Linked DNA regions of Homo sapiens: regions 2, 3, 4, 5 and 6 are each linked to region 1. Evidence: chromatin loops called from intact Hi-C (ENCODE). Cell type or tissue: OCI-LY7. All regions are shown on one strand. Each heading gives the region's core, and the rest is flanking DNA. Links, peaks and the distances in the headings are about the cores only.

Region 1 (5,274 bases), core at 650-4,649:
AGGACACAGTCCATGCAAGGCCTCACCCTGGTACGAATCACAAGTTCAGGTGCCCAAGGCCACCCTCAGTTTGATGATTCTAGAAGGACTCCCAGAACTCCTTGAAAGCTATTACACTCACAGTTGTGGTTTCTGTATTAGTCCATTCTTGAATTGCTGTGAAGAAATACCTGAGACTGGGTAATTTATGAAGAAAAGAGGTGTAATTGGCTCCTGGGTCCACAGGCTGTACAGGGGCATGGTGGCACCTGCTCGGCTGCTGGGGAGGCCTCAGGAAGCCTCCAGTCCTGGCAGAAGCCAGAGGGGAGCCAGCCTGTCTGGGTGGGAACAACATCTACATAAATCAGTTCCTTACCGGGAAAGGATACAGATTAAGATTGGCCAAAGGAGGGGAGGCAGGGGGCCGAGTCCAGGAAAAGTGCCCCAAGCGGAGCTCTTGCTGTCCCTTTCCTGTGGGACTGGGACTTGTGACTCTCCTGCGTCAACGTGGTAGCACGAGCGAGGGCCAGCCTCAAGCCACAGTGTCCAGGTTCTCACTGGGGCTCCATTCCATGGGCATGGCTGATTGAGTGACCACCCAAATGGTCAGTCCCCGTCCTGCGGCCGATTGCCACCGTGTGGTCCCCATCTCCCACCCTCCATGACACCGTTGGTCTTTCTGGCATGGCCAGCCCCACCCTGAGACCATCATGGTGGCTCTCCTCCACCCTAAGTCACATCACTGGACTCTCCTGTGTAACCCAAGGCCCTGGGCAAACAGTGACTCCTATCAGGCAGGACATCGTGGAGGTCACCTCCCAGTGGCTGAGGACAAAGGTCAGGCCTCTTTGGGGCAGGATTCAATTCTTACCGCAGACCTTCCTCCTCCCACACACAAGTGAGCTACGGAGAAAAGGGAATAGAATATCTCTCTGGTGGGTCTGGAATGCCCGTTTTCGGAGGCTGGTTGGAACTTTCTTATCTCCTTTTATTTCTGATTTCTGTTGAAATTCCCCGGAACTAATGCCTATTGTATGAACCTGATTACAAAGAGAGAGATTTTACAGAGCATTTTTCCTCTCAGGAAAAAGGAGGCACCCTGCTTTTTTCTCAGTGAGAGAGAAATGTTCTTTGAATAATTTTTTAATTTACTAAAAAATTTTTGATCCTACTGCTAAGGGGATGCAACCTTCCTGCAGAGAGGCGTGCAGATAAAGTTGTCTTAATATTTGCATTTCTGCAGAGCATGGGCTGCTGCAGCCCGGGGGGTGTGTACCGTGGTGATTTGTAAAGTGACTTCTACCCTGTCACAGGGGTGAGGAAAATGGGTCCCCAGGCTGTGAAGGCCTCGTCCCTCCCCACGGCCATGGGAACCGGACTGAGGTTCCTTACTTGGCTGGACACAGTTTGACCCAGACTCTTCTCCAAACCAGAGGCCAGCCTTCCCACTTAGTAAAAAATTCGTTATCCTTCCCCTAGATGTTATTAATTTCTTCCTGGGGTTTTAAAGAAGTCAGTGCATTTTATGGCCAGTGGAGTGTTGATGGTTCAGTGCACATAGCACCTGCGTCTGTGAGTGGAGTGTTGATGGTTCGGTGCACATAGCACCTGCGTCTGCGGTGATCAGCACCCTCGGGGCAGAGCGTTGCATCCAAACGGGCATTTTCGGCGTGATGTTCCCAGTGGGGCTTTTCCTAGCAATGGCTTTTTAAACTCTGCTGCGAGGACGCCCAGCATCAGCGACATCCAACTCCCTGGAACGGCAGGGCTGCCACTGAACTTGTGTGGTCCAGGCCTGGAGTGTCCAGTTCTCTCTCAAGCTGGGCACTGGGTCCCCGAGAGTCTCCCAAGGACAATGGAGAAGCAGGATGCGCGGGCTCAGAAGCAATGCGGCCCCCCAGCACTGCATGCCCAGCCACCCCAACTTCTAGGCAGCTGCAGGCTCCCACCTGCGCAGAGAATAGGCTGTTCACCTGCAACGGCGGCTGGCGCCGGGGGAGGTGGGCGTTCTGGGAGAGGAGGAGCCCCTGGCTGCATGGCTGTGCCGTGGGTGGTGCCGTGGACCTGCTGGTGGCCGAGTCCCTCTGAGGGCTGCATGTTTTGAGGGGACCCTGGCTTTGGCCTGGCATGGACCCTCTTGCGCAGATCATCTCGTGATTCTCCTGGCAACCCTGTGAGACGGACGGGTTCTTTCATTGCCCACTGTTGGCACCTGGGGAGATGGAGGAGCACAGAGGGGACACACCTTGCTCAGGATCACACAGCAAGGAGGTGCCAAGGTCGAGTTGGACCTGGACTCCCCACTTTCACGGCCATGTGGGTCTCTGCAGGGCACCCTTCCTGGAGGAGGACCGGTGCAGACCCCTGTTGAGTAGGGGACAGCCGCCTGGAGAACCACCCTTGGCCGCCTTAGGTAGGTGCCAGCGCAGGTGTCTGCAGTCCTGACGCCAGGGGGCAGGATGAGACAGGGGAACGAAGTCGGTGCGGCAGGCGTGGCGGCCTCGCCGGTCTTTTCCTGGGACGCTCTCAGGATGGCTCTCGGAGGGTGCCCGGGCGGCAGGCAGGGCTCAGAATGCGGCTCCGTTGCTCACTAACGGCCTTCAGAGTCTTCTGAGCAGTCCAGGATGGGGGCAGCAGCTGCCTCTGTAGAGAATGTGAATCTTTGGCTTCTCAGGTATCCAACACCTTGGCAAGCACCAGGGAGTGAAATCACTGAATTAAGAATGTGTTTGTGAGAAGTGGCAGCTGCTTCCCGCTGGGGCTCAGGGAGGGAGTTGCGGGCTGGGCCGGGGGCTGCTGAGCTCCGTGTCCACTGCTGTCTGGTCTGGAAACAGCGTGAATCCCGGTGACCGCCGCTCCCTCCCAGGCTGTCCCGGCAGGTTCTGAGCTGGTGAGAGGGATTTCAGGGTGGTGGGTGCTGTGCTGAGGCTTTGCTCCCCTGCTGGGTTGAGTGTCTGCAGCCGCCCCCACATCCCCCGCTTTGCTAGTCTTTTCCTTCACGCAGCCTTTGCTGCCCAGGGGGACCCACCCCAGCTGTTCTCGGGAGCCCAGCCCCTCTGCAGAGTTCTTTAGGCTGCTCCTACCCAGAGGGACCTTCCCAGCAGGTGGGCCTAGCTTCAGATCTCCAAGTCTGTGGTGGCCCCCACCCACTGAGACCCAGGAGGCCCAGCGGGACTTGGGGTTCAGGCCAAGGTTTGTCTGGCTCCCTCCTTCCTCCTTCCAGGCACGTTGTCTAGAAATCACCTCATCTCTTACAGGTCACCAGTTAATTGTGTTGGAGGAAGCTCTGGGATGTACGGGTCTGAATGGCCCACAGCAGTTCAGGCCCTGGACTGAGCCTGGAACCCGCCCCCAGGGCTGGGTCCTGGCCTCGCCCATCTGTCTCCCTTGAGGGGAGGGCTGGGTTCTTCTCTTGGCCTCAGTTCCCTCCCGTTTGCCATTCCAAATACTTTTTATTCCCTCCCCCTTCCCCCAGCATCTCCTTTCTCTTCCTTTGTCTCCAGCCTTGTCTGTCGCTTTGCTTCTGGGCCTTGGCATCTGGGCATGAACCCACCGCCTCCAGCCAGTGCGAAGAGTGGGCGCCACTGGCCGGGTTCATCTTGCTGTGGTGGCGTGTTTGGGGGACCTGGGGGGGGACTGATGGGTCCCCAGGGTTTCTGAGGATGTGGGCCTTGGAGCGCTCCCAAGAGGCCAGTCTTCGTTTAACGTGGGTGGTCCCCACAAATGCTGGGGATGGGGGGTTTCCGGCCGCCCTCTGGGCATGAACTTTGGGCCTTTATCCCAAGTCTTCGGGGCAAGGAAGGGGAGTGGGAATTAAACTGGTGCCGGCCGTTAGGTCCACCCAGCAGATCTACCCGGCAGGCACAGCACCGCGGTCCGGAGAGCGCCAGTGCCTGTCACCAGGAGCAGAGTGAACCCCTCGTGGGTGCCAGCTCCTCCTGCCCCTCCTGAGCCTGACGGGGCTACGGTTTTCAGTGGCTGCGACGCCACAGGACCTGTGAGGAGAGACTGCACCCTGAAGGTCTGGCGGCGAGCGGATCCTAAACAAAGTGAGGCCTAGGAGCGCCGTCCTGAAGGCACTGCTCTCCCCAGGGCCAGCTCCTGGCTATGGGGTCAGACAGGTCGCTGGGTCCTCACAGCCAGCGCAAACACAGATCCAGGCGTGGTCGTCCCGTGTCCAGGGAGCTGCTACCTTGTGCTGCTGGGACCTGGCATCGAGTAGGTACAGCCAAGCCCACAGGAACGGAGCCGTGGCTTCCAGGGTCGTGCAACCCTGGCCTGCCCTGGGCTGGCTGAGGGGCCCACCACCCTGGGCTGGCACTTGGGCTCCCCTCAAGCAGACTGCCTGTCTGCAGCCTCATCTCCTGAGAGCGGAGCCTCAGCCAGCCTAGGTGCAGGTCACCCTCACACGTGGCCGCACCAAGGCCACCTCACAATCACAGCCATGCCACATGCTGAGCCCCCGAGATGTGCAGGCCACATGCCAGCTGGCTGCTTCTGTTGTGTTTCTGCGGGAGCTGCATGAGGCTGAAGGAGAGACCCGGGCAGAGAGAGGCTGAGCCTCTTGCTCTTGGAGGCAGACGCGGGTTTCGGTGCTGCCCCCCTCTGACACCCTGGTCGACATTTCTGTTCCTGCCTCAGGCCTCCTCCTTGAACCTGCCTCTGACCTCACCAGGAGTGGGTTTGTCTGGCGACCAGACCCTGGTGGCCTTCTGCTGAAGCCTCTGCAATCGTTCCGCACTGGGGGCTCGGTGACCGCAGGTGGACCCTGCTCTGTGGGAAGCAGCCTGGGGGCTACGGGAGGCAGTGAGAGGGTCACCCCATCTCTCTGGAGTTTGACACAGTCTCCCATCTGGCCTCAACTGTACTGACCCCTGACCTCTGACCTTCAAGCCCCCAGGCCCAGTCGAACTGGTACCTTAAAAGGACACGGCCTGTTGGTGTCTGGGTGAGGCCACTGGGTCGATGTGGATGGAGGGTGGCTGGATGTGCTTTCTGGGGGTCCTCTGGACACAGGGGGTGCTGTAATCCCCTCCCCTTCCTGGAGACCTGGCGGACACGCCTCCTCCCAGGGACGCCCAGGCAGGCCAAGCCCAGGTCCACAGGTCGCCCTCTGTCTTCCAAGCATTTGAAAGACACTGACAGATGATAATACCTTTTTTTTTTTTTTTTCCATTTAGGGAAAGGCCTGAAAGTAAAATTGTATCAACATTAGGTTTGGCTAATGTTGCCATTAGGCAAACCTAATTTTAATGAAGCCAGGAGGTTCTCGTTTTGGGCCTTGACTGGACAGGT
Region 2 (5,274 bases), core at 405-4,404, 910 kb after region 1:
ATATACGTGTATGTATATATGTATATATACGTATATATACGTGTACATATATATACACACACACACACACACACACATATATATATGTGTGTGATGATGGGTCACTGCAACCTCTGCCTCCCAGGTTCAAGCTATTCTCCTGCCTCAGCCTCCTGAGTAGCTGGATTACAGGCATGCACCACCACACCTGTATAATATTTGTTTGGTTTGTTGTTGTTGTTGTTGAGATGGAGTTTCACTCCTGTTGCCCAGGCTGGAGTACAGTGATGTGATCTCGGTTTACTGCAACCTCCGCCCCCTGAGCTCAAGCAATTCTCCTGCCTCAGCCTCCCGAGTATTTGGGATTATAGGTGCCCACTACCACACCCAGCTAATTTTTGTACTTTTGGTAGAGATGGGGTTTCACCATGTCAGTTAGGCTGGTTTTGAACTCCTGACCTCAAGTGATCCACCTGCCTTTGCCTCCCAAAGTGCTGGGACTGCAGGCATGAGCCCCACATCCAGCCAATACATTTTAAGGATACAGAAGTTACAGGCAAAGACATAAATCAATATGCATAAGGTATACATTTGTTCAGCCTGGAAAGGTGGGACATCTTGAAGTGGGGCAGGGGTAGGGGATGGGGAGGGCTTATAGGTCATGGGTGGATTCAAAGATTTTCTGATCACCAGTTGGTTGAAAGAGTTAAGCTTTGCCTTAAGAGCTGAAGTCAGCAGAAAGAAAGGCTTGAGTTAAGGTAAAGGGGGCTGTGGAAGCCAAGGTTCTTATTATGTAGACCAGGCCTCTAAGTAGCAGGCTTCAGAGAGAATGGAGGGTAAATGTCTCCTTGGGGAACTTAAAAGGTGTTAGGCTGTAGTTAAATCTCTCCTAGATCAGGAAAAGACCTAGAAAAGGAAGAAAATTCTCTATTGAATGTAAATGTTCCCCACAAGAGACAGCTTTGCAGGGCCATTTCAAAATATGTCAAAGAAATATATTTTTGGTTAAAATACTTTGATTTCCTTCAGGGTCTGCTCTCTGTCAGGTGATGCTATACCAGAGTCAGGTTGAAATTTGGAATTTTATTGCCACAAAGAGTGTTTTGTCCATCTTATGATCTCTATTTTAATATTAGTTCTGGTCAGTTAGTTGTGCCTAAACTCCAAATGGAGGGGATGTAAGAAGTTGTGCCCTACTCCCTTCCTATCATGGCCTGACCTATTTTTTCAGGGTTCTGTGGGATCCTCTTGGCCAAGAGGGGGTGTCTATTCAGTTGGTTGGGGGCTTGGAATTTTGTTTGGTTTCTACCAGGAAGGGGCCTTACCACAATTCATAGGGGCCTAGAGGACACCTGGTTTATTATAAAAGCCAGGTAAAGAGCAAGAAACCGCAAACAATAACAAAACACCCTCATCAATAGCCATTATCTGAGTCTAACGATTGTTATTAAAGCAGGGAGGAGTGTCTGGGATATTTTAAGTGGCAGCTAACATATCATCTTGAGAAATGGAAAGCAGAATTCAGAAGCCTCAGGTTGCAGCCACCAGCAAGACACAGCAACATCTTTCATAAACAGCCCTCCAGCCCCTGCTCTGGGGCCTCCACTTCCTTTGATTCAGACTCAACATCAGATGCAAGTCCTTTCTGTGCGGGAAGCACAACACCAAACCAGGCTGTGTGCTGAGGCCCCAAAGCCATGTCTGAGTGAGCTAGAGGCTCACAAAGAGCCCCCTCCTTGCCCTCACCCCAGCCCACCTGCAGGCTGCTTGCCACATGATCTGACCTCTGGGGCCACAAGGGCCTGCACACCCGCACTCTGCAAGTGGTTGTACAATTACCCACGCCCACGCACACATGGATGTCAGAAGGCTTTGCACCAGAATGACTCCCTCTAGAACAGGTGAGATAGAAATCCACAGGCCTGGTTTGCAAGGTCACAAAGACCCTGCTGATAAAACCCGATGCAGTAAAGAAGCCAGCCAGAAACTGCCAAAACCATCCAAAACCAAGATGGCTGCAAAAGCAACCTCTGGTTATCCTCGCTGCTTATTATATGCTGAATATAATACATTAGCATGCTAAAAGACACACCTACCACAGCCAAGGCAGTTTACAGATGTCATGGCAATGTGGGGAGGCTACCCTACATGGTCTAAAGAGGGGAGAAGCCCTCAGTTCTGAGAATTCTCCACCCCTGTCCCAGAAAACTCATGAATAATCCACCCCTTATTTAGCCTACGATCAAGAAATAACCATCAAAATGGTCACCCTGCAGCCCTTGGGGCTGCTTTGCCACCCTTTTATTCCTTTACTTTCTTGAGAAACTTGCTTTCACTTTATTCTATTGGCTGGCCCTTGAATTTCTTCCTGTAGGAAAGCAAGAACCCACATGGCCTCCCAGGCTGAACCCAAATTTTGGGGTTCGCCCTGCAACACAGACACTCTCAACAGGGCTTTGCAGGTTCATGGGGATGCCCTCACCTCACCATACCTATCACACTCACTGTGCACTTGTGGTAACACACAACTCCTGATCCCAGCCATGCCCAGCCCCTGCCACCTGCCCACAGGCGTGCTCTGTATTAACTTAGGGGCCTGAAATGCCCAGGTCCACACAGGCCCCACCCCCACCCAGGAGCTAAGAGCCCTAAGGCCCTCTCCTTTTTCCCCCTGTTTCTGTTTCTTCCGTTAATACATCTCTCCCCTATAGGGGACTTGACTCCAAAGGGGCTGCTTGCCAGGCAGGAGCAGATAATATCTGCCTGACACCTACTGGCAATAAATGTCAATGCACAGACAGGTTGATGGGCTGAGATTGCTTCCTATTGATGGAGGATGATGAAGTTGTGGTTTGGAGTGTGATTTCTGGCGAAAAGCAAAGGGATGTTGCAAAAGGGTATCCCCCTCACCCCGAGCTGAGAGGGTGTGCCAAGAGTTTGTCCTGGCTGTGTGCAGGTGAGCCATATACACAGGGCGGTTACGTGTATCCCTGTGCTGCTGTCATGGAAGTGCGAGAGTGTGTGCGGAACTACGTGTGGAGAGTGTGTCTGGGAGTTCCGTCAGTGACCATGTGTTGGTGAGCATGTTACTGGGGCCACGGAATGTCTGTGTCTTCATCACTAATGGTGTGGGTATGTAGTGGTGGCCCTGTGAGGGTTGGTGTTCACCTGGGCGGGGGTGTTCATGGGGCCATGGAATGTCTGTGTCTCCATCACTAATGGTGTGGATATGTAGAGGTGGCCCTGTGAGGGTTGGTGTTCACCTTGTAAAAAGTAAAATAGAGGTTCCTCTTCAAAGACTTTCCTCCCTGTCTAATTAGGAATAAATAGTAACTTCTCTTAAAAGCAAAATTTATTCAAAGACCTGTGCTAACATTCTTAAATATCTGCTAGCCGTAATAAAGAAATCAATGTACTTTATGTTCTTAGCTCCCACAATTTAGCCTAAATATTTGCCCTGGCATGCTTATACTGGTCCAACAAGCATTAAGTCATAGCTTGTTCCTCTTCCTTATTTAAAAGTGTTTTTGTCTTTCTCAGCATTCCACAAGTTACTTTCTCCTTCCTTTGTTCTCCTCTACCTTTGCCTCTTTTAAAAAGTTCTAAATTGCTAGCCAATCAGGACAAATACAGAGTGAGGGGTCCCATTCCAGCCAATGGAAACCGTTCACAGCAGCAGGGTGGACGCGTCAGGTTACAAAATAACTTGACTCCGTTGTTCGGTGTACTCTGGTGGCAAAACTGCTGGTGGGTGTACCCTTTCTGCAGGAAGTAAAAATGGCCTTACTAAATAAATTAAATTTATGTTCAAGTGCTATTTTTTTATGGCACCGGAGAACAAGCATTTCAAACAACCTGGGCAGGGGTGTTCATGTGTGGGGTGTAGGGGTTGTCACAGCTCCAGTGCGGGATGTTGGAGAGGGTGTCTCTTCATTTCCACCCATAGGTTCCTTCTTAAACTTGAACTCTCTCCCAGCCAGAAAGGGTAGGAGCCTCTTCCAGCCAGAAGCGGGACTCGAAGCAGGATCAAAGGGCTGGGCAGTGTGGATGCCTTCACCTACAGACCAGCTTCCCTGACCTCTCGGGAAGCTTCATGTTCTAACCTAGAGAGAGAACAATATGTCTTGACTAAACACACACACACACACACACACTCTTGCACACTCTTGGACATGCAGGAAGGCAAAGCTCTACCACCCCATAGGGAAAAGTCCACAGGGAGGCAGAAGTAAACCCCTCGTCTACCTTCTCTGGGACGTCATGCTGCCAGGACGACAGCCGGGGCTCTGTGAGAGTGAGCCGTCCTCCTCTTAGCTCTGGTCCTGGGATTCAGGTGCTAACAGCTCCCATCAGCGTTTTCCCCAAACTGATGTTACTAGCAAATGTGCTGGTGGTGAAGACAGCGGTCATTTGTGAGCGCTTGCAGTGCGGCAGGCACCGTGCTGCTTGTTCGCGGGGATGGTCTCCTTTTACTCTGCGTGGCAACACTAGCAGTGCTGCTGTTTTCCTCGCTGGGGCTCAGGTGACAGAGCTCACCCTGGGTCACTTGGGGAAGACTGCTGGTCCTGTCTTCCCTTCTTTCAGTCCTGGCATCTTCCATGCCAGCTGGGCGGATGGCTGTGGCTGCCCATACGAAGCCTGCATTTCCTATGCGTTCTCACGTGTGTTGAGGTCATGTGAGCTCAGTCCAGGCCATGAGGTGCAGCTGAAAATGATGTGTGCTGGTTCCAGGGGTCTTCCCTTTGGGGTGTAGCTGTGCCCTCCCTGGTCCTTTTTCCTCCTCCTTGGGCTGGGCAACACCCAGGCCTGGTGCATCCCAGTGACCCTAGGAGGATGTTGGGAGCTAAGCAGTCACAGTTGCCCTTTGGGCCATGGCTGCTTACATCTGAGCTAGACCATGGGAGGGAAAGCTCTACTTTTGTTAGTCTGGGCCCTGTGCAGAGTGTTCTCTCGTTAGTACAGCAATGGGTACCAGAAATGGAACTGCCATACATAAACCAAAAGGATGCAGGGCTTGTCTGTCAGACAGCAGGCAGTGAGGACCCAGGCCTCACAAGCTGGAGGCTGGGGTGCTTCAGAGCATCCTCCATACAATCTTAGGATTGCTGGAATGCCAGTGACAGTCAGCCACAAGCTGGGGAAGAACTGGGTGGAAAGAGTCAGAAAATGGGTAGGTAGCTTCCTGTTGATTCTAGCGAAGTCCAGGAGACAAGAGCCAACTGCTTTGCTGGCAGAGAGAGAGAAGGACAGCTCTGCTCAGGGAAGGCCTCTCTGCTGGTGCCCACCCGCCAGGTG
Region 3 (5,274 bases), core at 569-4,568, 180 kb after region 1:
CTTACTTTTGCTGGGTGATGTAATCTGTTCCTAGTTCACAAAGATAGACCCATGGTTCAAAAGCAGTTAGGTAAAGCATAAAATTAGTGATACAAATGGAAACATAAACAGCACAGCTTAGAATAACTGAAACAATGTAAATAGTGTGTGCCTGATTCCAGTACAAATATAGAAAGCCATCCTGCAATCTGCGCCCCTGCTGGGGCAAGTCTAGGAAGATTTTGCATATGCAGCAGAAAGGAAAAGCTTAGAAAATTACAGCAGAGAATACCTGAAAGCCAAAACTTGCTGGGATAGTGACTCCATTGCTCTTTGTCACCAGGCTGTGATCCCTTACAAGACTTTCAAAGAGTGACATGACACCGTGGAAGTTTCAGAGCATTTTCCGAAGAGCAGAGTGGAGGCTCTCGTCAGCCAAGTGAGCTGTTCTTGACAAATGCTAAATTAGGTTTCCCAGCACAAAATTGATGAGTGATACATTTTGTCAACCACGAACAGAGAAGAGATCAGAACGAAGGTTCATAACTGCACAGCACATGGCAATGAGAGGTGCGTGTCAGGCTGCTGCTGAGAAGTTTGAAAAAACCAACTGCAAAGTTAAGTTGTCTATCATGCTGGGAGGGGATGGGATGATGATGGCAGCATTCCCTCATCCCAGGATGCCGTTGAACACAGCGTGTGTAAATGTCATTCCCAGTGTGTGTGCACATCAGCCCGCCTCTCGCTGCATGGCTGGATGAAGTCCCCCTTGTGGGAGAAGAGCTGAGGACACCCAGGTCCATGTTACAGGTGAAGAGTTTTTGCATGGCCAGTGATGCTTCTGTGAGTTTCATTGAAGACTTGAAAAGCTACATGTGGTCAGCCCCAATGGCGTGCCCACCTAGCATGTGCATCCTGATGGGGCTCTGGTGCACACGTCCCCCAGGGACCCGAGTGCTGACAGGCTCTGTTAGCAGGAGCAGGGAGTAGTTCTCACCACAGATAGTGAGGTTGAGACCAGGACCTTCATCTTTCCAGGGTTCCGAGTGGTACAAGGAAGAGGGCAGAGGGAAGCCACATTCCACTTTCCAATGGAAGCTGGGGGGACTGTGCTTAGACAAGCATTTGAAATGAGAGATGGACTGAAAATAGCTCTTCACCTTCTTCACAGACCAGGAAAGGTCATGGATGGGCAAGAGCATGGTTTGAAAGCCAAGAATAAGACACTGGAATTGTTTAAGAAGATGGTTCCATGGGAAATGGCTCCATGTTCCAGATTTCATTCTCTCTCTACTTGACACGGCTTTTTTTTTCTTTGCTGATTGGAGCAGGAAATCAATAATGCATATTGGAAATATTTAGAAACTCCATCCAAAGTTGCATTAGCATGTAAAGGATCTCTAGAGTCCAGTGCGACAGACAGCTCCCTCTATCTTTCCCCACATGTTGAGACACTTAAGTTCCCAGCCTTGAACAACCTGCCATCCCACAGAACTCTGAAAGTGGCTTCAGTGAGAAATTCTTCAATGCTGGTCTTCGCTGCCTGCGACTCCTGCAGCCCCAGATGGTGGGCCGGGATGGTGGGAGGGAAAAGCAAGCTGAGAACAGCTGCAAGGTTGTCTAGGATTCAAGTCATCTTCATTAAGCCAACTCTAGGGGGCCTGTGAGGGTTCACAGACACCATCTATCTCTCGACATTTTCACCATGGTCTTTAATCTTTAAATGCTATGTTTTACTCTCCTTTAAGGAGTTACCTGAGAGCTGTTGGTTGGTATGTGGGCCCAATGCCTGTTAAGTCATATATATACTGTGGGCCAAAGTTTCAGCTCCGATGGCTTGTGGTCAGCATTTGATGTCATGATGGACAGAGAGAGCATTTGTTTGGTGCCTACTGGGTGCCAGAAGCCAGTCCTGGGCTCCTGCCCCCAGGGAGGAGCCCCAGCCCTCTGCTCAGATGCCCCCTTTGCTTTAGCTGGAAGGATATGGGGAAAAAGGGCCTCCGCCAGTGTCTCTCTCACTGAGCATTCTCCCTGGGGTCACATCTCCCCTCAAACCTGATCTGATAACTATGTGACCATGGAAGTTTGCAAAGAGGGAGGCTCTGAAGAGGAAAGTGGGTTCTGACCAGCTGCAGCTGCAGAGGGCTGGTGGGCAGGGTGCTCCGGCGGGGGGCTCCGGTGCTCAGTGCTCCTGTCCTGTGGCCATTCTGCCCCAGAGAAGCAAAAAATCTGTATTAAACTCTGTATCGAAGATGAGGAAGAGAGACCTGTGTCAAACTCTGTATCGAACATGAGGAAGAGAGACCTGTGTCAAACTTTGCTGCCCTGTGCAGCAAGAGGGAGAGAAGCCTTCAGAGCACCTTGTTCCAGAGACTCCCCGTGGGCTGCAGGAGCTGGGCACTGCTGAGCTTTCTGCAGGAAGCCTTGGCCCCTTCTGGTGGAGGCGTCCTTCTGTTTTCCAGAAGGCCTCTGTCGCCAGAGCTCGGCTAGGGATTGCCGAAGGGAACTAAGTAATTAGCCCCAATTTATATTAATGACATTTTAGATTAGCTGCAGCTGAGCCTGGCCTCCGTCCTGCGCACTGGGGACCTAGATGTGAAGGGGAAATGTGAAAATGTAAATAAAAAAGCAAAAAAGACAAAATAATGGCGCCAGTTGTGTAAAAGGGAAAATGTGGGAGGAGGCGGGAGGGTAAGGGGACGAAGCTGGGAGCACCTGGAGTGGGTGCCTTGGGCTGCCCTCACACCCACAAGGGCCCCTCCCTCCTGGTCATCTGTGATGCCCCCACCCACATCACCTATGAGGGGCCCTGCAGCCACATTCACTGACCTCCACCCCATCCCCTAGTCGAAGGCGATTGGTGCAGGGGCCAGTCAGAGCTGCTCCCCACCCTGGAGTCCACATAAGAGCATGGAAAGGTCACTCCCGGCAGGTGGCCACCCCCAGATGGTGGCAATGGGTGCAGGCTCTGAGCCCTCTGCTTATATTTAAACCCTAACTCCACAGGGCAGGATCCTAGATCATCGTGTACTTTGGGTCCCTCTGCCTGTAAAATGGGGTTGATGACACCCAGCTGGGTGGGGCCTGTGGGAGGTTAACCTGGCAGGTGCTCAGCTCTGTGCTGGGCCCCAGGGCTCACTCTGCTGCACTGATGAAGCATCTCTCTCGTCTAGCACCCTGTGTTAGTTCACTGTTGCCTATAACAGAATACCTGAAACTGGACCTTTGTAAAGAAAAGAAATGTATTTCTTACAGTTCTGGAGGCTGGGAAGTCCAAGGCTGAGGGGCTGACATCTGATGAGGACCTTCATGCTAGTAGGGACCCCACAGAGCCCTGAGACTGTGCAGGGCATGGCCTGGCACGGGGCTGAGCGTGCTGGCAGGGTCTCTCTTCCTCGTCTTTGTAAGACCACCAGTCCCACTCTCCTGATAATCCATGAATCCACGAATCCATGAATGGATGAATCAGCTCATGGGGGCAGAGCCCTTATGACTCAATCACCTATTGAAGGCCCCACCTCCCAGCACTGCTGCATTGGGGATTAAGTTTGAGCACGGGTTCTGGAGAGGACAGATACTCAGACTGTAGCACAACCACTCAGCTGGGCTTGTGGTTTCCTTTCCAGGCTTATCTGTGAAGTGAATGAATGAAAGATGAGTAAATTAAATGAATGAGTAATTGAATGAATTAATCTGGGTAGTTTGCCTAAGGTTGACACCTAAGAAAGAAAGGCTGGGTGTGGTGGCTCACACTTGTAATCCCAGCACTGTGGGAGGCAGAGGTGGGAGGATCTCCCGAGCCTGGGAGTTCAAGACTGCAGTAAGCCTTGATCACACCACTGCACTCCAGCCTGAGGGACAGAGTGAGACCCTAGCTCTAAATAAATACAAAATAGAAGGGAAAAATTTTCCTTCCTCCCTCCCAGGTTTCCTGAGACAGCTCAGAACATTTGTCTTTCCAGTTTGTCCGTATCTGCAGCATGGGGGCAGATGCAGAGACTGTCATGAAATGGGGTGGGGGCGGCGTCTGGGACCTGCCTTGCTTCTCTCTGGAAGGCCTTTGCCACAGATTTGCCATTGGCATGGGTTGTCATTGGCATGGATTTGCTGTCTGTTCCAACAGAGATGAGGTGGACTCTGGGAGACAATGTGCTGGCCGAGAGCAGGGCAGGGCAAGGCCTCAGGCCAGGTCTCATGTCCAGGGTGATACCTGAATCCACCATCCATGGCTGTTTGCACAGTGCTGTGTCTGTCCTGCACTGCAGTGGGTGCTGCTATCAGATGCCATGAAAAAGACAAAGGACTACATTTTAGGAGGTGAACAGACAGCAAGCAAGTGACCCAACCAATGTCTGTGTGATGTTCACCTGCGGTGAGGGCTGAAGACCCCTGGGCTGGGGTAGGGGCATCTGACTGTCCTGGAAGAGAAAGGAGAGCAGCTTGGGAGAAGAGAGGGTCAGAGGGTGGGAGATGGGGATGGGGAGACACCTTAGGGAGAGGCCCCAAACTGGGGGGCTTCAGAGAATGGAAGCCAACGTGACCGTGAATGATGTGGAGACGGGGAGTCAGGGCCACCCGCCAACTCCTCAGGCCTGGAGGGAGTTTGCACTCAGTTTGAAGGACGGTGGGAAGCAGGGTCTTTGGGAGCCACGTCAGAAGCTGGTGGCCGCCACAGAAGAGACGCTGAGCCTCCCCTCTCCTCCCTGGGTCCTGGGGCAGGAAAGTATGGGGCTGATGGGGCCCCCAGGGGACCCCGTATCCGCCGATGCTCAGAGGAGGAGGCCTGTGGTGGCGGCAGCCCCGGCCCTTCCCGCATCCAGTCCCAGTCTTGGTCCTGGGGAGGCAGAGGCTGTTTTAATTTTTATTCTGTTCTTGTGTTAGTTTTCCGAGGTTGCCACAATGACTCCCCACAAACAGGGTGACTTAACACAACAAAAACGTATTCTCTCTCAGTCCTAGGGGCCACATGTCTGAAACCAAGGTGTGGGCAGGCCCATGCTCCTTCCAACCACCCTGGGGAGGGTCCCTGCTGCCTTTTCAGCCTCTGGTGGACCCAGGCATTCCTTGGCTTGTGGCCACATTGCCCGATTTCCACCTCCTTCTCCACATGGTGCTTTCTTCTCCTTTCACTTCCCTTCTGTCTGCCTCAAACCACCCTCTGCTTTCTCCTACAAGGACACCTGCCATTGGACTAAGGCCTATGGGGATAATCCAAAATGATCGCATCTCAAGATCCTTAGCCTAAGGACATCTGTAAACACCTGTGTTCCAAATAAGGTCACACCCACAAGCTCC
Region 4 (5,274 bases), core at 509-4,508, 130 kb after region 1:
AGAAGGCCATTACATAATGGCAAAGGGATCAATTCAGCAAGAAGAGCTAACTATCCTAAATATATATGCACCCAATACAGGAGCACCCAGATTCATAAAGCAAGTCCTTAGAGACCTACAAAGAGACTTAGACTCTCACACAATAATAATGAGAGACTTTAACACCCCACTGTCAACATTAGACACATCAATGAGACAGAAAGTTAACAAGGATATCCAGGAATTGAACTCAGCTCTGCACCAAGTGGACCTAATAGACATCTACAGAACTCTCCACCCCAAATCAACAGAATATACATTCTTCTCAGCACCACATCGCACTTATTCCAAAATTGACCACATAGTTGGAAGTAAAACACTCCTCAGCAAATGTAAAAGAACAGAAATTATAACAAACTGTCTCTCAGACCAAAGTGCAAACTAGAAGTCAGGATTAAGAAACTCACTCAAAACCACTCAACTACATGGAAACTGAACAACCTGCTCCTGAATGACTACTGGGTACATAACGAAATGAAGGCAGAAATAAAGATGTTCTTTGAAACCAACGAGAACAAAGACACAACATACCAGAATCTCTGGGACACATTTAAAGCAGTGTGTAGAGGGAAATTTATAGCACTAAATGCCCACAAGAGAAAGCAGGAAAGATCTAAAACTGACACCCTAACATCACAATTAAAAGAACTAGAGAAGCAAGAGCAAATACATTCAAAAGCTAGCAGAAGGCAAGAAATAACTAAGATCAGAGCAGAACTGAAGGAGACAGAGACACAAAAACCCTTCAAAAATCAATGAATCCAGGAGCTGGTTTCTTGAAAAGATCAACAAAATTGATAGACTGCTAGCAAGACTAATACTAGAGTTCTTTTTAAAGGTCTTTGTATATACATGAGAGATTGCCGGTTGTTTTCCCATTATCTATTCTCCCCTTCTTCCATATTAATAGGACTTTAGCCGACATAATTTCCCAGGCTCCTTTTAAATTAGTTGTGGCCAATGGAATGTGAACAACAAAAAAATTATATTTAGAACTATAGATTCCTATACTTTAAAATAAGAGTGTAGATTCCTATATCTCCCCTTTCCTTTTCCTCTCCCCATCAGCTGGAATTTTAATATGATGCCTGAGCTGGATAAGCCTTCTTAGATAAGAAGGTAGGAGCCCTGTGTGAAGGATCATAGAATCAGAATGAAGGAACCTGGGTCTCAGCTCCATGGAGTGAACTGTCAGTGAAACCTAGACTGTTAACACACAGACCGCTAAGTGAAAGAAATAAACTTTACTTAGTTTAAATCCGTCATTTTGGCCACATTAGAGCAGCCTAACTCATAGCCAGTCCCAGATGTATACATTATAATTTTTTAAAATTGTTTATTAAAGTAGAGACAAACCATGCTGATGCTGCTTCTCCTCTTCTTCCTCCTCCTCTTCCTCCTCTCCTTCTCCTCCTCCTCTTTTTCCTCCTCCTCCTTCTCCTTCTTCTTCCTTTCTTATTTCTTCTTCCTCTTCCTCTTCCCCTTCTCCTTCTTCTTCACTCACTCCCTTCCTTCCTTCCTTCCTTCCTTCCTTCCTTTCTTCCTTTTTTGAGATGGAGTCTTGCTCTGTCACCCAGGCTGGAGTGCAGTGGCATGATCTCAGCTCACTGCAAGCTCTGCCTCCTGAGTTCACACCATTCTCCCACCTCAGCCTCCCGAGTAGCTGGGACTACAGGAGCCCGCCACCACGCCCAGCTAATTTTGTTTTTGTATTTTTAGTAGAGACGGGGTTTCACCGTGTTAGTCAGGATCGTCTCGATCTCCTGACCTCATGATCCGCCTGCCTCGGCCTCCCAAAGTGCTGGGTTTACAGGCGTGAGCCACCGTGCCCAGCCTCTTTCTTCTTCCTCTTCCTTCTCCTCCTTTTCCTCCTCCTCCTTCTTCTTCTTTATAATTCTAACCCATGGAGCTGAATATAAGCATTCAGAAGATGGTGAAGCAAAGTTCTGTCGCAGACAACGTTTCCAAGAAACTTGCTCAAAGCTCTTGCTCAAAGGAATGTCAGCAGCCACCAGAAGTTGGAAAAGATAAGCAAAAAAATTCTCCCCCAATGTCTTCAGAGAGAGTGTGGCCCTGTGGACACTTTGATTTCTGCCCAGTAATACTGATTTTAGGCTTCTGGCCTCCACAGTTACATAACAGTAAACCTCTGTTGTCTTTAAAGCAATAAAAAAAAAACTTCTCACTCAAGAAATATTTCTAAGCCAGTTCATATGCTGCAGAGAAAAGGCTGAGTGAGCTGACTGGCGATAGCACATGGACCAGCTTTTATGAGATCCTTCTGATTGTAATTCAGTGTGGCTTAATAATTAAGGCTATAAGCTGTGAAGATGAAGTGGTGTTTTCATTGTGGAGAAAAGCATGGTCATGGTTTCCATAGTATGGGTACAACTGAAAGGGTGGAAAGAACAAATCAAGGAAAAGGAAAATCTCATCCACTAGGGTGAAGCGATTTGCTCATGACCTTCATATGGAACATGCAGGATTTGTAGGGAGTAATCAGAAAAGCATCTTTCATTTTCTCTATCAGTAACCCTTTAAATGTCCTCAGTGTGGGTTTTCCTCCCAAAATAGAAACTTGAGCAATCTTATAATTTTTCCAGTAATATCCAGATAATAAAAAGCCCTATTGTCTGAGAACACCTGGACACAGGAAGGGGAACAGCACACACTGGGGTATGTCTGCGGTTGGGGGTTGGGGGAAGGAAGTGCATCAGTATAAGCTAATGCATGCGTGGCTTAATACCTAGGTGATGGGTTGACAGGTGCAGCAAACCACCATGGCACACATTTATGTATGTAAGAAGACTGCACGTACTGCACACGTATCCCAGAACTTAAAATAAATTGTTTTTAAAAAAAAGAAGAAAAAAAGAATGATACATTGGACTCTGGGGACTTGGGGGGAAGGGTGGGGGCTGGTGAGGGATAAAAGACTACACATTGGGTACAGTGTACACTGCTCGGGTGATAGGTGCACCAGAATCTCAGAAATTACCACTAAATACCTTATCCATTAAAACAAACACCACCTGTTCCCCAAAGCCCTATTGAAATAAAACAATAATAAAAAAAAAATCTGGCCCCTCTTGGAAAGCTGCCTGGAGCAGGGAGAGGCTGCAGAGGGGACAAGCCCAGGGTGGGAGATGAAGGAAGTGGGAAGTGGATTCTGTCAGTCTTGGGTGGGGCGTGTTCTTGGCAAGGAGCAGAAGGCACTCAGGCTGGTGGAGGCAGAACCTTCCGAGGTCAGGCTGAAGCAGACCTAGGGCCCCTGAGGCAGGTCTCTCTCTCTCTCCTTTCAGCTTCTCCAAACCCCAAGTCTATGTGGCCCAACTTACCAGTGCCACTACCCTGCATTCAAAGTCCTGATTGTTGGGAGAGAGACCCTGATAGGACCAGCTTGGGGCGGGTGTTCACCTCTGCTACAGTGGTGATGGGTCACGTGGAGGGGTCACATGGTATGTGAGCCTGCCCTGCAGATTTTGGCCTTGCAGCCTTGATAATTGCATGAGCCAATTTCTTATAAAATCTATCTTTCTGTATACAGATGGTCTCCAACTTATGATGGTTCAAATTACGACCTTTTGATTTTATGATGATGGTGCTTTCAGCTGTGTACATTAGCAGTGAGGACCCACACAACCATTCTGTTTTTTACTTCCAGTACAGTATTCAGTAACTTACATGAGATATTCAATACCTTATTGCAAAATAACTTCACGTTAGAGGATTTTGCCTAACTGTAGGCTAAAATGCAAGTGTCTGAATACATTTAAGGTAGGCTAGGCTAAGCTACGATGAGAGGGAAGTTAGCTGTAATTAATGCATTTTCAACTTAATAATATTGTCAACTTACAATGGGTTTATCTGGATGCAGCCCTATCATAAACCAGGGAGCATTTGCAGTTGGCAACAGAATTCCTCTCCAGGAGGGAACTGTCTTTATTTGGGAAAATACCTGCATGAACTGCTGAAGGTGGAAGTGGATGTCTGAAGGCCCAGCAGGAGAAGGTTCTTTAGAAAGGATCAGGAATTTGGGGGCAGAGTGAGAGCAAGGAAGAGACAAGGAGAGGTTGGATTAGGAAGTCATGGAGGTTGAATGTTTGGCTCCAAGTTATCCATGTTCTGCAATGTGAAGCCCTTAGTGGGTACTCACCTCCCCATAAACCGAAGCGTTCTGCTCATGCAGCCATCGTGTGCCTACTTCCTGTGAGGACACTGGCGGGGGATGCTGCTCTTCCATGCACACTGATGAGGAGTAGAGAGGAAAGAGCACCCACAGATACATGTTGGAGACCAGGAGCTGCACAGAGGCAGGCAGCTCTCCTCTGCAGAGTGACTCAGGGATCAAGCCTTTTGTGGCTCCCAGGTCCAAGAAGATGCAGCCTCTTGGGATGTGAAAAGCATGGAGAGGTGTTGAGATTCCTTGTGAACACAGCTAGGGCTTCAGGTTCATTTTGTCTACACCAAAAGGGCAAGGAGCCCCCAGCTTACCTTGGTGTTGCAGGCTGTGGCCAACTGCAGCAGAAAGCAGCAACTCAAAGAGTGGAGTCGCCTGTGGGGGCCCCCTCCCTGCACCTACTCAGGGGACCAGGTGTTTGGGACCATGCAGGCAGCCACTTCCTGCCCCCACCAGGGCTGGGTGGTTCTGATTCTCGCTGTGACTCCTGCATAGCAGTGAGAAGCTGTTCTCTGCCAGCCTCGCATCCTTGTTACATTCCTCCCATAGCTGGACCTCCCTTACTGCCTCCCACAGCCCCGTCAGGTTCATCATTCTTCATGAGATCAAGACTTGACACTGTTTTAGGGCACACTGGTTCATGCTGGGTGGGCACTAGCTCCTCCCAGTTGGTTTTGGCCCCAACTCATTTCCTGCTGGGGGCTGGGAGCTGCTGGGCTGAGAGTGCTGGGAGCTGGGCTCGAGGTGGAGGCTCAGGGTCAGAGCCTGGCTTCTCTTTCCTTGCATGGGGCCTGGGTTCAGGGTTCTTCTTGTTTGAAGCAAGTGGGCTGGGACCAGAGCACAAAGGCTTCAGGATGAGGGACTGGTGTGTTTCCTGAACCAGGATCTGTGAGCAGGCAGGGATTGGGGGAGGGTGGCAGGGAGAGGAAGGGGAGGAAGGAGGAGGAAGGAGGGAAGAGGAGGAGGAAGAGGAGAACACAGAGATGGGGAAGGGAGGAGGGGGAGGAGGAGGAGGAAGGAGAGGCAGAGAGAGATGAGCAGCTCTGCAGCAGGAA
Region 5 (5,274 bases), core at 536-4,535, 580 kb after region 1:
CTCCCTGCTTCCATGACTGAACCCCAGCCAAAACCCCAGACTACATAGCTGGGCTGAGCTTCCTTGGTTGATGATATTCTATGTGGGTTGCCACATGTCATTGCTGGAAGAATGAAGCATTATCACCACAACTCCACCGTGAGGACAACTGGAAGCTCTGTGCCTTATCTCCCCTGGACTCACACCTTTGCTGATAATAGTCTGTATCTGCTCACTGTCATAAACCATAGCCATTGACTATAACAGCTCTTCTGAGTTCTGTGAGTCCTTCTAGCAAATTGGTGAACCTGGGAGTGGTCTTGGGGAGCTCGACAACAATACTCAGGTCTGCCTGCATCCTTCTGCCCTATCAAGTCAGAGCTCATGAGCAGATGCCGCCTCTTGTCTTATCTGCATGTGAACTGTGGTGGCTTTCCGGTCTCTGTGGGGCGTGGACGGCTGCCTTCTTATACAACGATAGCAACAACCTTGCCATGACATTGCCCCACTTAAACCTTTCAGTGACTCCCCATTGCCCCTGAGGTGGAAATCCAAGCCCACATGGACCTTGACCTCTGGGATTTATTTGGTGCCCCTCTTCCCCTCTCAGCATGACCCTGGCGCAGTTCTCCCTTTCCTGCCTGCATTACCTTCCTGTGGCTGCTATAATAAATTACCACACACTGGGTAGCTTAAAAATAGAAATGTATCATCTTGTAGCTCTGGAGATTGGAAGTTCAAAGTCAAGGTGTCTGCAGGGCCGCGTTTCCTCTAAAGGTGCTAGAGAAGGACCCTCTCTGCCTTGTCCAGCTCCCCTGGGGCTTCCCTGGGGCTCCTGATCCTCTTAGCTACAGGACTCATGTCAGGCTCTGTCATCCCACACCTCTCCTCTCCTCATAAAGACATAGGAGGAGTTAGGGCCCACCCTGTGACGGTGAATACTGAGTGTCAACTTGATTGGATTGAAGGATGCAAAGTATTGTTCCTGGGTGTGTGTGTAAGGGTGTTGCCAAAGGAGATTAACATTTGAGTCAGTGGACTGGGAGAGGCTGAGCCATCCTCAATCTGGGTTGGCACCGTCTTATCAGCTGCCAGCGCAGCTAGAATAAAGCAGGCAGAAGAACACGGGGGGACTAGACTTGCTGAGTCTTCTGGCCTCCATCTTTCTCCTGTGCTGGATTCTTCCTGCCCTTGAACATCAGATTTCAAGTTCTTCAGTGTTTGGACTCTTGGACCCACACCAGTGCTTTGCCAGGGGCTATCAGGCCTTTGGCCACAGACTGAAGGCTGCACTGTCAACCTCCCTACTTTTGAGGTTTTTGGACTTGGGCTGGCTTCTTTGCCCCTCAGCTTGCAGATGGCCTATTGTGGAACTTCACCTTGTGACTGTGTGAGTCAATTCTCCTAGTAAACTCCCTTTCATATATTCATCTATCCTATTAGTCCTGTCCCTCTAGAGAACCCTGACTAATGCACACCTTAATAAAAAATGTCATCATCCTGGCCAATTCCATCTGCAAAGACCCTATTCCAAGTAAGGTCATATTCTGAGGTTTCAAGTGGATGTGTGTTTTTTGGGGACACTGTTCAACCCCACCACACTGTCTTTGAATACATCAGGCTGCTTCCCAGCCCAGGGCTTATGCCTCTGCAGTGCCCTCTGCCTGGGACCCCGATGCCCACATCTCTGTGTGGCTGCCTCTTCTTCTTCTTCTACACTTTGAGCTTAAATATCCCTTCTTCTTAGCAGGTCCTCATGGCTCCCTCCCTCTGCACTGTTTCCAGCACCTGCTGCCCTCAGTGCATTTGCTGAAATGCTCTCTTTATCTTCTGCCTGCCTGCTCCACCAGGCTGTTCCTTCCGTCAGGGGCTGTGTCCAGTGAGGCCCTGGACCCACAGTGCTCAGGTTCAAACCTGACCCTTCCCCATCCCATAAAATCCTGCGAGCACTTCTGTTTTTAAAAGCCAATGACACTTGCTGTTATTTGCAAATAATTAGTACATGTGAGCTTTTCAGAGATATCTAGAATGTGGTCAGAAACGCACAGATGTTGGTGTTCCACAGAGCAGGGGCCATGTCTCCTCTGTGCACAGCTGGTCATGGACAGCTGGGCCCACAGTAGACACTCCCAGATATTTGCTGAATGAAAGGATGGAATTTGAGTGGGGGAATGCGCCCGGCATCCCCGAAAGGGCTCATCTGGTGTTGGCTCTTTGGGACAGCTTTGGACCTCAGCTCTGGGTGGGGAGGGGCCCACTGGCCTCTGACCAGAAGGTCCAGGACATATGCCCTCCGTGGGCTTGTCCAGATGGCAGCATGGTCTCCTGACCTGCTGCAGGAGACAGCTGTGAGGCTTGCAGCCTGAGGTGGCCTGGCTCACGTCTGGGACCAAGGCACTGTCAGTCACTGATGTTTATAACCTGAGGTTGGAGCAGAATCTGGGATGTGACTGGGTCCTCATGCTGGGACATCCCAAATCCAAGCAGGATGAAAGACAAGGGGCAAAGCTAAGGTCGCACCCCCACGCAGGCCCCCTGCAGCCCCTGGATGGGGGGCTGCCCCTCCCTTTTCTCCTCTTTATGGGTTTGTAACTCTGGGTCTAGGCTCTGAAAGCCCAGAGGCTGGAGTTCTTGTCTTCCTTCCCCTTCCAGGCCCCAACAATTTCCATCCCTGCTCAAAGACGGGAGAGTGTTTCCCTGACCTCGTCCTGGGCAGTCTGCACCAGGAGCTGGGCAGGGAGCTCAGCCAGTGGGGGAGACACGTCCAGCCACCAGGTGGCCACAGAGCCCTCTGAATGCCCGACCCACGCCCCATGGCCCCTCCTCCTCCCTTTGCCACTTGGGACTTGGGGAGATGGCAAATGTGACACCAAGACAAATGACTCCATTTTTTCTTTTCCCTTCGTTGCCTCCAGCATGTGAGATTATTTCAGTTTCAAGGATGGGTACTGGGGGAGGCTGGGGGTGGACGGGGAACCTGAGGGTGCAGAGTGGGGTTTGTCATGCCTGTCTTCATCTCAGCGGCCCCACTCTGAGTGGCCCTATCTTTGCCCATCTTGATTCTTCTCAGTCTTTCAAGCCAGGCTGAACCGAGCCTTTCCTGACTCCCCCAGTTAGAAGGAATCAGCCCTGTCTCTATGTTTCTGCAGATTTTTGAAAAGGAACAACTGTCCTTGTACAAAGCCCAACAGACCTCCTTGCCTTTTCCACCAGACCCTCGGGCTCTTTATTTACTTTGCCTCCTTCTGCCCTTAGCGGGGTGTGTATGTGGAGGAAGGCAGCGTTGGGGAGTGGGCAATGCAAGGAATGGAGCATGGAGAAGGGGAAGGAAGCTGTGCATGGATTGATGGACACGCAAAGAACTAACTAACACAGGGCTATTTTACGCATATACACATCGTATCTTACTATACACAGCCTGTGTATGTGTACACAGTGGCTATTAGGTATTACACACACGTATGCATATAAAACACATATAGCATACAGTGTCTATTGTAAGATGGAGAACATAGCAAAGGGTGCTATACAGCATAAGAAGGGCATAAAGGAGCTGTGTTTATGTACTTGAGACTCAATACATTCCTTTCAAATGGGAAGAACAAATAAAAGAGGATGTTGATATTGGGACCAGATGCTGGGAAGTTGATGAAACATACACTGTGGGTAAACAGCAAGTTGTCATCACTCTGTTGACTTCCTCTGTCACTGATGGATTGTTCTGGAGGTCGCAGGACTCATGATAAATTGCTGGGGCTTGTCACTCACCAGGTCTGGGTTGGGCAGCAGCTTGGGAAGTAGGGAGAACGCAGAATGCTTGAAAAGCCATCTTGACACATAAGTGTGTGACATTCTCCCTAAGTGAGGCTCCCTCCAACTCCCAACTGGGGGAGGGAGAGCTGCCTCCCAGCCCCCGACAATGCAAAATGAAAAAGCGAAGAGTGAGGTCGTCCTGGAGGCGGAAGAATTTCTCCACTGTCAGAATGCCGGGTTTGCACCTGTTGCTCAGAACCACTTTTCACCTTCCGTCTTTTGCAGTTGATGTCCCAAGAAGTACCATGGAGCAGGTGTTTCCTGTGCAGGCCAGAAAAGGCGTGAGAACATGAGGCGGTGGAGGGGCTGTCCTGATGTGGGCGATGCCAGTGTGTGCACAGTTGCACATACGTGCACATCCAAACACACATTCACATGCACACACGTACTCATACATGCTCACGTACTCAAACATGCACTCACATACACAGACACATAAATGTATACACTTTCACATGCACACACACACTTGCTTATACATGCTCACATGCTCACACTCACACAAACATGCACTCACATAGACACATATACATATATACACATTCACAATATACACACCACTCACACATACACTCACTCCTATGCATACACATTTATATAATATACACACTTATTTACACAGGAACACACATACACATTCATATACCCTCACACATATACACACTCATATACACAGAAACATGCACACACATTCATATACATGCACATACTTCCACGTACACTCACACTCACAAACACACACACTCACTTGCATATGCCCATACACTCACATACTTACACGTATGTGCACTTACATATACAGACACAACTTACTCACTCATACACACTCACAATATACACACACGCTCACACATACATACTCATATATACCCACTTGCATGCATTCACACACACATACAGTCACACCCTCACTCAAACAAATGCACGTTTGCACATGCACACACATATACACCCCCTGTACACTCACACACATACTCACCTATTCTCCTGCACATGCACACACAGACACACAGACTCACACACGTGCACACTTTCACTCACACACATGCACACTGTTTTTCTCTCACACACACATGCACACTTTCACTCACATACATGCACAGACACTCTTTCTCTCTCTCTCTCTCTCTCTCTCTCTCACACACACACACACACACATGCATTCCCTCTGGAGACGCAGTGGTGCGGTGCAGTGTTGAATTTTCTTCTAGAGAGCAAAGAGGGACCAGGAAGAGACGCATCTGCAGGCCAGTCGGCTGCCTCCTCGTGACAGTGACTCCCCGTGCTCCCAAGCCAGGAACAGAATCGTGATGCTTGGGAAATGTGCATGCACCCTCAGCAAAGCTTCCTGAAACCCAACTATTTTGGGGACCCCATTCTCCCAATTAAGATTGTTTTCCCTTCCATGGCCCGTGAATGTGACTCACCATCCTGGAAAGTTGTCAGCTTGCTGTAAGGGCCCTTCACCATCTTGGCCTTGGT
Region 6 (5,274 bases), core at 445-4,444, 670 kb after region 1:
CTAGGTGATACAAATATCTGGAATTCTCATCTTTTGTAATGGGAAGTAACTCTGCTTGCTGTTAAGATTCACAGAGGTAGGAAATTTTCCAAGTGTAGGAAAGGCAAAGCAAGGCAGCCAAAAAGAATGGCAAATGTCTACCACTTCCCAGCAAAATTGAGACTGTGTTTTCTTCTCTTGCTGGTGAAAATAATTTTTAGATTTTAATTTTAAAAAAGCAAAAATTAAAATTTCATAGAAAGATCCTGATGTATTTGGTCATGATGGTGACAAAGCCCAGAGAGACCCACAAGCTGGGTGATCTTTCATCCATCCAAGTCCTTATTAACTGAAAATTAATTATATGGTGTGCATCCTGCTGAGCCCAGGAATCCAGGAAAAATTAACCCAGAAATGGTCACAGGCTCTCTATGTGGAAAGATATAGAACAAATAAGTGGTACAAAGAAACACACAATTGAAAATATCATAAGAACAAGGAAGAAAAAGTATGTGTTGTTACAAGACTCTAGAATAGAAATCTAAACTTGTCTTGAGCTCATCACCTCTCTCTCTCTCTCTCTCTCTCTCTCTCTCAACTCTCAGTAAATAATCACCAGCTCCTGGAGGGGCTCGTGGGTAGGTATGGAGAGAGATGAGCAATGGTCTACACAGATGACAGAACATATCCACATCCCTAAGGTAGGAAGAGACTCAGTAAGTTCTGGGAAAAACTAGCTGAGTATAACACAGTGAACCAAGTAGACAGAGACATATTGTGGAGCTGAGAGGTAGGTTCTAGATATTTGAGATAAAACCAGGGAAGTGATGAGGAGCACATGGTCTATTTGTGGTCTCTTAGCAGCTTTGGAGTAAACCAGAGTAAAAGCAACCAAAACAGAGTCCAAGTCAGGGTCCTTCCATCCTCAAACCAGGCTCCAGTGGTCTGCTCTAGCTCAGGCGTGATTAGATTTGCATTTTAGAAAGAAACTTTGGCTACCACATGGAGAAATAATGAGGAGAAGCAAATGAGAAGACCGCCCAAAGCAGCAGTTCTGGCAGGAGATGGGCACTGGGTCTCCTAGTTGGTGGCTGAGTGCAGATGCTGGCAGGATGTCCTGAAGGTAGAATGGAGTGCATAATTCTGCAGGTGTGATGTATCTTCAAATATTAGAAAAGCAGGAACATGCTGAGAGCGAAACAGAAAAATAAATCAAAAAGAAATCAAAAGATTTATTTCTAGAGTATATAGAATACTATAGTTCTGTTGTTTTGGAATCTTCCAACCCTGTGCTCTTTTGGGGGCCACTTCTTGGAGTTTTAGTCAGGATTCTCCAGAGAAAAAGAACTGATAGGATGTGCATATATATATATATATATATATATATATATATATTTTTTTTTTTTTTTTTTTTTTAAGGAATTGGCTCAGGCAATGGTGAAGATTTGGCAAGTCCAAAATCTGATGGAGGAGTCTGGCGGGATGGAGACTCCGAAAAGAGTTGCAGTTTGAGTCAAAAGGCAAGCTGTCAGTGAGCTAGGAAGAGCCGACGATGTTGCAGTTCAAGTCCAAAGACCCTCTGCCAGCAAACTTCCCTCCTGCTCGGAGGAGCTAAATCTTTTGTTCTATTTAAGCCTTCACCTAATTGGATAAGGCCCACCTGCATTATGGAGCTCATCTGCTCTACTCAAATCTACTAATTTGAATGCTAATCTCATCCAAAAACACTGTCACAGATACATTCAGAATAATATTTGGCCAATATCTCGGCCCAATCAAGTTGACACATAAAGTTAACCTCCACAAGGGCTGCATCTGAAATCCTAGATGGGAACACTTCGGAGAGGTACCAGCAGGTTCCTCGACTCACTCCTAGGGCCCCTTGTGCTAAGGCTTTTCTGTGGCTCTCAAGCCATTTCCAGGAATTGAGTAGAAACTCTCTCTCTCTCTCTCTCTCTCCCCACCCAAACAATATTCCCTGAAAGCTATTAATTCCTGCAAGCAGGAGCTCAACTCAAACAAATGTTTCTATAAATGGCCAGTCAGCAATGGGCGGCTTGGGAGATGTGGCATCTTGTCCCTGGGGACCTTCAGTAAGAGAATGCAAATCATCTGTTCCGTTGCGTCTAGCCAGGGCACCCACTGGCTTATGCAGGAGCCTGCGCCAGATGTTTTCCTGAGGTCTCTTCTTGCTCAAGGATCTGATGACACCAACTCTTCATTTCTTCTGAATCAACAGCTGCTGATTTCATTCAAATAATCTAATTTGAAATTCTGTTTCTGGAACACAGACAGCTTCATCCGCCCAGGCAGAACAAAGGAAGTGGAACAGGGGCCTTAATAGGAGATATTTTGAGTGTTTTCAGACATAGAAGTCAACAATCTGTTCATTCATAAGGGCTCTGACCTCTTGTTTTGAAGGAAAACAGGAAAAACAAGCTGGGTACAAAGAACATAAATATTTTACTTTCACCCATTCTCCAATCTGGGCTGAAACAGGAAACAAATGTCTCCTCTCCACCTTCCCCACCTCCAAACACATCTGTGAGAAGCAACGTGGAGATCAGATGATGGAAGTGGATTTAAAAAGTAATTTGCCACTTTTCAAGAAATATAAGTTGCAGATGCATCTATTCATTTTAGGGAGAAGAAGGGGGGTACTCTGGGATTCTTAGGGGAGCTTTTGGGAGAGACGGCATTGTCTCCTTCCCATGTGGATGTGTGGAGTCAGCCAGGAGGGAAGGAGGCATGGTCACGGGAGAGGAGGGCAGGCAGGCTCTGACAAGTGCATATTGGGGTCTCGGTGGAGATGCCCAAAGGATCTACCCCACAGGCAGTGAGAGTCTGGAAACGCACGGTTGGAAGGCTGCACTGAGCTTCACATCGGGGTCTGCGTGAAGCGCCCCATCTCCTGCCCCTGGTGGCGCAGCTCGGTACTGCCTCTGCGTCTCCTCCCTGGCGGGGTGACTGCGGCAGCCCCGGAACTGCCTTACCACAAAGGCCAGAGGCACGGTCTCATCCCATTGCAGTTTCGGGTTCTTCTGGGAAATTTCCAAAGGAAGGACTTTCCAAAGGACTTTCCCAAGGAAGGTCTTGGCCGGATCAGGGATGGTGACCGGGACAGCACAGCTGGTCCCCGCTGAGACCAAGGCAAGGGTTGGTACTGTGAGCTACTTAAAGAGGTGAGATTATTTAAATCCTTTTTGTGGGGAAAAAAAACTGAGACAGGTTTTCCCATGATTGCAAAAATGTCACATCACTTTTTTAAAATCAAAAATTAAATGTACATGATGATAATATAGAGGGGATTGCTGCCCCTTGGCACCAAAGTCATCCAACATGACCTGGTCCTAGAAGAGGAGGCAGCTGCCACAAGCACAGCCGCACCCACATCCTTGCTCCATCCCCTGTCTGGAATCAGGAGAAGGGCTTCCTTCCACGCTGCTTCCTCCCTGGGGATGTCTGTGCAGGAAGCCTAACTATTCCATTAAACCGGCAGGGGCCTTGGGAACCCGCCATGAATCAGGCTTGTTGTCGGTACCAGCCACGAGGATAAATAATGACCCTCTTTTCAAGGAGAACACAGTTTTGCAAAGAAAACAGATGCATGTTGTATTGTCATTTGTAAAGCAAAAGGGAAATCAAAAATATGCTGGAGGAAGCAGAGGAGGACTGACCAGGCTTGTGGGAGGGTGCTGAGGAAGGCTTGCAGGAGAGGGAGCTTCAGGAGAGAGGATCAAGGGAGTCTAAGGGGATCAGGAACTCCCTGTAAAGGCTCAGAGGACAGAAGGAAGACTGTGCATTGGATGCTACTGATTCAGGAGGGTGAAAGGGATCATAAGAGGTGAGATGGAAACTCAATTTGGAGGCAGAATGTGAATACCCTTCAAAGGCAGACAAAGACGTTTAGACAGCAGAGCAAAGGTAGAGGCCCATTCCCCTGATGCAGTCATTTGGAACACCGGGTTGAACTTCTGTCCAGCAAGGCAGAGATGAGAGCTGAGTAACGGGACCTGGCCTGGGAACAGAGGGTCCACCTGTGGGTTCCTGATTTCCCAGCACTAGACCATGAGAAGTCTTGAGCAGAGATCACCCTCAGCATCCAGAGGTCCTCAGAAGGGCACATCCAATGTTGCTCATTTATTCACTCATTTATGAATTCATCATTGATACAGTAAAGCCCAGCAGACCTACATTTCCCTTAGAGGAATTCAAGCTGTGTGAGCTCAGTGAAGAGGAGGGAGACTAAGAGAGGAGGCAGGCACGTCCTCCCGAGAGAGAGAAACGTAGCCTCAGTGGTGAGGTGGCCCCTGCCCCGCCCCATGCTCTGCCAGAGAGGGGCTTGGATCTGCTGCCCCCAGCCAGGCCACCACACTCACATTTTGCATCTGGCTGGATTGGGAGAAACTTCTTGTTCAAATGCTCCTGCTGTTTTTATAGCACAGTCCCTTGAATACATGCCAACTGCTTTATCTAGACACCAAACCACGTCAATAGACCAAACCAGGCTGAGTGAATGTTTTAGACCTTTCAGGGGGATCTTGACTGCTAGCACCTCTTCTCTCTCAGCCAGTTTGGGATATCTACATCCAGGCAAGAAGTTTCCACATTGTCCCCAGTGTGTGACTGACCACTTTCGGGGATGAACAGGTGTGTGTGGCACAGTCTCAGGCCCCAACTCCACCCACGAGGGCAGTGGCCACACCCACCAGAATGGTGCCATCCAAGAGGTTAATTCTTGATCCTACAGTTTAAAAGGTGGCAACTGATGCTTCCTAACGGGATATCCTTTCCTTTGCCTTCCTTCCCTTATCCTCCAGCATCCAACAAAGGCAGCCAGATGGGCTCAGTGGAAATGATGTGGCTTCAGAGTGAGTTCTTTTTGAAAACTTCTAAATGGCAGGGTTGGCGCTGGGCGTCACCCCCATTCACCCAACCCCGGTACCTTAGCTGAGCCCAGAAGAGTATCATTTGTCAAATTTCAGGCTTAAGCTAACAGGGCCAGAATGAAGCTGCAGGACCCAGAAGTGCTTTAAAGACCAGAATAGATGCATTTCCCTTTAAGCCCTGAAGCTCTGCTGGAGCATCACTGTTCTGTGCGGGAGACGCGCAAGGGGAGAAGACAAGGCACACACGTGATACCTTTAAGAGTAAACAAGCTTTATCCCACGTAAACGGCAATGCAGATATAATAAGAAAATTAATAAAATAAGCAAATTAAAATAAGCAAACGACATAATAAGCAAATGATATAATAAGCAAATTGCAATGGGAAGGGGAGAAGGGAAAAGAGAT

What was found. A loop is a pair of places that touch in the nucleus more often than their neighbours do. Peaks named below come from ENCODE experiments on the same cell type or tissue, not always from the same donor. Only the 100,000 strongest peaks of a DNase experiment are listed, where the experiment ranks them.
Region 2: a loop joins it to region 1, with 22 times the contacts of the local background. A loop is called at or near these places in 13 of 110 quality-filtered maps.
Region 3: it touches region 1 in a loop (12-fold over the local background); 2 of 110 quality-filtered maps call a loop at or near these places.
Region 4: a loop joins it to region 1, with 6 times the contacts of the local background. A loop is called at or near these places in 4 of 110 quality-filtered maps.
Region 5: a loop joins it to region 1, with 4 times the contacts of the local background. A loop is called at or near these places in 2 of 110 quality-filtered maps.
Region 6: a loop joins it to region 1, with 3 times the contacts of the local background. A loop is called at or near these places in 3 of 110 quality-filtered maps.

What each region holds. Positions count from the first base shown.
Region 1 is chr1:3,908,533-3,913,806 of GRCh38, forward strand. LINC01134 (long intergenic non-protein coding RNA 1134) reads left to right here. Exons shown (of 4, transcript NR_024455.1): 3 at 5,160-5,274. Among named protein-coding and RNA genes, the nearest start is that of LINC01134, 11 kb to the left of the region's middle. RefSeq lists an enhancer at 2,691-3,576. In OCI-LY7, for the core only: CTCF peaks have their summits at 2,410 (motif pointing right), 2,609 and 3,672; DNase peaks (open chromatin) are centred at 1,259, 1,579, 1,929, 2,449 and 2 weaker places; H3K4me3 peaks cover 3,423 bases; H3K27ac peaks cover 3,710 bases.
Region 2 is chr1:4,823,518-4,828,791 of GRCh38, forward strand. No RefSeq gene overlaps it. Among named protein-coding and RNA genes, the nearest start is that of LINC02781, 150 kb to the right of the region's middle. In OCI-LY7, for the core only: a CTCF peak has its summit at 2,756 (motif pointing left); a DNase peak (open chromatin) is centred at 2,724.
Region 3 is chr1:4,084,188-4,089,461 of GRCh38, forward strand. No RefSeq gene overlaps it. Among named protein-coding and RNA genes, the nearest start is that of LINC02780, 110 kb to the left of the region's middle. In OCI-LY7, for the core only: CTCF peaks have their summits at 1,421 and 3,003; a DNase peak (open chromatin) is centred at 3,024.
Region 4 is chr1:4,042,341-4,047,614 of GRCh38, forward strand. No RefSeq gene overlaps it. Among named protein-coding and RNA genes, the nearest start is that of LINC02780, 69 kb to the left of the region's middle. In OCI-LY7, for the core only: no CTCF peak of the experiment used is centred there; DNase peaks (open chromatin) are centred at 2,311, 2,781, 3,461 and 4,261; H3K4me3 peaks cover 3,773 bases; H3K27ac peaks cover 3,829 bases.
Region 5 is chr1:4,492,001-4,497,274 of GRCh38, forward strand. No RefSeq gene overlaps it. Among named protein-coding and RNA genes, the nearest start is that of LINC01646, 77 kb to the right of the region's middle. In OCI-LY7, for the core only: a CTCF peak has its summit at 2,743; DNase peaks (open chromatin) are centred at 2,761 and 4,031; H3K4me3 peaks cover 459 bases; H3K27ac peaks cover 932 bases.
Region 6 is chr1:4,582,499-4,587,772 of GRCh38, forward strand. LINC01646 (long intergenic non-protein coding RNA 1646) reads left to right here. Exons shown (of 5, transcript NR_147025.1): 3 at 1-76; 4 at 585-680; 5 at 841-1,208. Among named protein-coding and RNA genes, the nearest start is that of LINC01646, 14 kb to the left of the region's middle. In OCI-LY7, for the core only: CTCF peaks have their summits at 2,871 and 3,071; a DNase peak (open chromatin) is centred at 2,903.